2 separate regions of the Mus musculus genome follow, and region 2 is linked to region 1. Evidence: chromatin loops called from intact Hi-C (ENCODE). Cell type or tissue: heart. All regions are shown on one strand.

The links. Peaks named below come from ENCODE experiments on the same cell type or tissue, not always from the same donor. Only the 100,000 strongest peaks of a DNase experiment are listed, where the experiment ranks them.
Region 2: a loop joins it to region 1, with 1.9 times the contacts of the local background. A loop is called at or near these places in 1 of 42 quality-filtered maps.

What each region holds. Positions count from the first base shown.
Region 1 is chr2:59,881,085-59,883,584 of GRCm38, reverse strand. It overlaps Wdsub1 (WD repeat, SAM and U-box domain containing 1), which reads left to right and starts at 979. Exons shown (of 11, transcript NM_001379396.1): 1 at 979-1,107. Gm52554 (a long non-coding RNA gene) reads right to left here and starts at 906. Exons shown (of 3, transcript XR_003954039.1): 1 at 893-906. In heart, a CTCF peak has its summit at 1,185; a DNase peak (open chromatin) is centred at 1,014; H3K4me3 peaks cover 1,886 bases; H3K27ac peaks cover 1,752 bases.
Region 2 is chr2:59,813,099-59,815,598 of GRCm38, reverse strand. It overlaps Tanc1 (tetratricopeptide repeat, ankyrin repeat and coiled-coil containing 1), which reads right to left. Exons shown (of 27, transcript NM_198294.3): 17 at 45-281. Among named protein-coding and RNA genes, the nearest start is that of Wdsub1, 68 kb to the left of the region's middle. In heart, a CTCF peak has its summit at 1,170 (motif pointing right); no DNase peak of the experiment used is centred here.

The DNA.
Region 1 (2,500 bases):
CAGATTTTACTAAGATAATAGCCAGTCAAATTGATGGAGATGTGCTGCATCCTTGCAACGGGCCTCAAAGGAAAGAAGGCGTGACAGACACACATCCACAGAATCTGGGATGACATGGTCTGGGCTCTCTCATGGAAAAGGCTGCAGAACCCTGGGAACCCAGCCTGTTTAATACATACAGTTGGACACAGAGAGGGGTTACAGTTCAACATATAGCTGAATTAAGATGGCAGGGTTTATAGTATACAGCTGAACAAGGAGACAGGCTTAGCTCATCACTAGGAGCAGTCTCTGTGGGGGACCAGTCTTCAGGCGGTAAACATCCAGGAGGACAAAGCTAGAGAGGACATTTCTGCACACCCCGTTAACGTTAGAACGTCAGACAGGAGGGGTGGCTTTTCCAGTCCCATGGCTCTAAGGCACTGGGCTCCTTGATACGGCTATGCCCATATCAAACAAAATACACATTCACCAGGGCTCCAGTCACTATGGAGATAGAAAAAGATAACACTCAAGTCTGGCAAGAATGTGGAGAGACAGGCACCACTCTACATATATCATTCAGAGTACAAACCATGCCAAGTACAAACAACCCAGAGCCACTGGGTACTTGGTATGTAACGTAAGTCTGAAAATTCTTTAGGCTCATACACCCAGTAGTTCCATTTCTATTTAGCTCTAGTTGAGGTTCAGAAGTGTGGATAGAGATCTAAGTACGAAGGAGCTTAATCTAACTTTTTTTTTTCTGTGAGCAAAAAAGTTAAACTACCATTCGGCAGTATGATATAGTCCCATTTGGACCATTAAGCAAAACAAAACCCAAAACAAACAAGAAAAAAAACCAACTTCCAGGTAAATTACCACAGCCAAAGCCCACAGGGAACCGGCCTACCGGAGCTGCCGCGGGCACGCATGCGCGGGCATGGGCGCGGGGTGGGGCTTGCGCGGCTCTCCCTGCGCCGCAGCCACGCCCACCTCAGTTAGGTAACACGTGACCCAGTGAGTCGGGCTCTGCCTAGTGAGCAGCCCAGCCCAGCAGCCCAGCTCGGGGCCCAGCCCGGGGCCGAGCCCGGGGCAGTGCAGACTTGGTGACCTCAGAACCCGGAGGTGCGTGACCTCGACCCCGGAGCCGCGCAGGGGAGGAGCCGCCCGGAGGCGGGACTCTCAGTCCGGGTGCGAGGGAAGTGAGTGTGGGCTGCACGCCAGGTGGCGTTGGGGCGGGGGCAGGACCGGGCCACCGGGTGGGCTGCGGTCACGCACACCCCACTGGCCTGCTGGCTCGCCCGGCCTCTTGTGCGCCGAGAGAGAGAGAGCGGGAGCCGGTTCGGAAAGTCTCTCGCTGCATTGGCACTCCGGGGATTTGGACCGGCTCCAGAAAGCTCCATCTGAGCTTGTTTTCCGAGAACCTGTTGGAGTGTTTCTGCTTGTTTTGTTTTGTGAGGCTATGAGAGACCTGGAGGGAAGGCTGCTGAACTTTGGGAAGAAGATGAAAATGAAAACATTTACTTATTTATTTGTAGAGATTTCCGTAAACTAGATGAAGACAAGAGATTATCCATTTTACAAGTCGAGGTCACGTCTGTTTCTTAGGGATGGTTTCAGCCGCGATTGTTACTCGTTTGTTGGTTTTCTGAGACTAGTTAGGTAGGCTTTACCTCCTTGTTTAGCTGAAGGTGATCTTGAACCCCTGATCCTCGTCCTGCCTCTGCCTCCCTAGTGTTGGTGTTACAGGCTCAGGCCAGGATGCCCGGCACTAATTTTTAATTATACTGTTTTTCCACAGTTAGATTTTTGTTTTGGAAGCTTTACTTTCTAAATCATTCCATGCTAGATTTCATATGTAACATTTAAAAGCAAACTCAACTATATTTGGAACGGAGTTTCATTTGAGCACGTTAGGTACCTAGCACTGCCTTGCATGCTGTGGTTGCAGAGATAAGCAATATGGACAGGGTGCCTACTTCTTTGTGGTCACTGGCGGTGGGAATGCACACAGGGGCTGCCGCTGCAGGAATCAGTATGAAGCATTCTCAGAAGACTGACATTCGACCTGCCTGTACAACATCTTATGTAGCCAAAGATCTAAGTCCTACCACAGAGATACATGCACTGTGTGCGGTACAAGGCTGCATACCACAAGAAATGGAACTGATCTAGATGACTGTTGCCAGTTGGATTTTTTTAAACTGATACAAATGGATTTTTAAAATCGGTACATATACACAATAGAATTTTACTTTGCCACAAAGAAAAATGAAATCATGATATTTGTGGGAAAATGTTGGAACTAGAAATGACCCTGCTAAGTGAAATAAGCCAGACTCACACAAATGCTGGTCAGCCTTGGATACCTGAACACAATGCCCCCCTCTCCCAGAATCTACCATTGGCCAATAGTTCAGAAGTAAGAAGCGGTGCCTCACGAGCCACTTCCCTGATCCCTGTCTTGACAGCGCCAACCTTGTGCGAGCTCAGCACAGTAACAAGGTTGCTGGGCATG
Region 2 (2,500 bases), 68 kb after region 1:
GACACCCTGTTGTCACCCTCCAGGTCAAAACCGCTGCTGCTTACCCTTGCCCCCTTCTTGATGAGCAGACACACCAGCTTCATGTGGCCGGCAGCAGCTGCGTAGCACAGTGCGTTCATACCGTTCTCCGACATCCCATCCAGGCAGGCGCCAAATTCCAGAAGGAGAGTGACAACTTCTTCATGGCCAAGGTGAGACTGGACGCACAGGATGGGGGCATTGTTTAACACTTCTGTCCTGTAGTTCACGTTGGCCCCTCCCAAAATCAGGAGCCGGCTCACCTGTTGGGCAATGTTCCCCCGGCAAGATTAATATCTCATATGTATGTTAGTTTTAACACATCGGAGAAGCAGGAAGTATCTGCAATCTTCCTGTTTTATCCTACTGGACCTCAGGCTTGAGACATACCAGCAGGAAATGCACACACACTCACACACACTCACACACGTGCATCTTCACTAGTGGAAACCTGACCAGCAGGAAATGCACACACACTCACACACGTGCATCTTCACTAGTAGGAACCTGACAAGTTTCTCCAAATCATGGGAAAGAACAGAACATCATTGTGACGCAGCAAACCCACTTCTGGGGCTACATCCAAAATGAAAGCAGAATCCTGAAGAAATGTGAGACACATTCACATCAACACCATTCACCAAGCTGAGACGTGAAGCCAACCTAGGGCCCCACAGCAGACACGTAGACAGAGATGGACATGCCACCAGTGCAGAACTCAGGCTTAGAAAGGAACTCACCCGCGGGATGCTACAGCAGAGATTAATATAAAAAAATACGTTAAATAAACAGGAAGACCAAGACCACATGACTCTATTAAGGATGTAGCCACAGTGGTCACATGAGACTATTAAGGATGCAGCCTCAGTGATCAAACAGGACATAAGCTGAGCACAGCTCCCAGACCATGGACAGTGGAAAGAAGAGTGTCTAATGGCTAACGAGATTGACCAAATGAAAAGTATTAGAGATTTACAACATTAAATGTGAATATACTTCACTGAACTGAACACTTAAAAATGATTTAGGTGTTATATTTTCTACTATGGACTCTTAGTTCATCACAAGTGAAAACAAATGTTTTTAAAAAGATTTATTTATTATTATATGTAAGTACACTGTAGCTGTCTTCAGACATACCAGAAGAGGGCGTCAGATCTCATTACAGATGGTTGTAAGCCACCATGTGGTTGTTGGGATTTGAACTCGGGACCTTTGGAAGAGCACTCTTAACCACTGAGCCATCTCACCAGCCCCAACAAAATGTTTTTATACGCACAGTACCCCCTCCTCCCTCGTCCCCTACACTGGGTGGTGGGTTTTTTTTAAACGTATTTATTTATTTATTTAGACTTTACGTGTGTGGATGTTTTGCCTGCATGTGTGTCCGTGCCATCATGACATGCACATCTGGTGCACACACAGGTCAGAAGAGCGCATCAGGTCCCCTATAACCGGACTATATGAGCTACCACATAGGTGCTGGGAACTGAACCCAGGGACTTTACCAGGGGAACAAGTGCTCTTGACCTCTGAGCTCTCTCTCTAGCCCCTGGGTGGCACATTTTTAATGATTTCCAGCGAACACTGGTATTATTACTGTAGGGGCTAGACCTGACCAGCCACCAAATAGAAAAAATTCATCATTTTAACAATGAAATGATAAGCAAGGATTAAATCCTTAATGAGATAAAGCCAAAAGGAAACACGAATAGTCCCTTCTCTCGACAAGGAAGAGAGAAAGCACAGCAATGTCGCATGTCCTGAGGACCGTCAGCACAGCACACTGACGACAGCACAGCACACTGACAGCATGCCCTCTGCCACTCACACTGACTGCTGCACACAGCACGGCCTTGGATAGCAGGGGGCGTTTCTGATCTGCACATATTAAAATGAAATCACTGAACAGACGGACATTTCTAGCCACACTAATCTCCTTCCCATCTCCAGATTGTGAGGAAAAATCCCATGGTACTTTCACACCTAGCGGGTCCCTTTCAACAGCTCCACTCCAATCGGCATCCGTCCAACCCTGCCCTGGGAGATCCTCAAGGCTGACGGTTAGATGCAGGAAACCTCAGAGACCTGGATCTGACTGGAGTCGATCGGGGATCATAAGTTACAGGCAAGAGATGGGCAACATAAAAATTCTGGGTAGTTTAGTGCCCTGTCCATAGAGCAGCAGATGGAATATTTACAAATTATTACAGGAGATTATTACTATCAGTAGGGAAACTACAGCCCTCGATGGCATCTGGACATGGTAGAACCTAAAGTATGAAATGTTCAGATGTCTCCATTGCTGCTTAAGCTTGGAGTCCACAAGACAGCCTCACATACACACACACACACACACACCCGCCCAGTGTTCTCTCTTACACTGTTTGCAGGGCCATCCCTCCAGTGCAGGTCCCCCTGCCCCAGCAACTCTGAACAGACCCCGCTGTCTTGGATGCTTGTGCCACAGACAGCAAAGGCT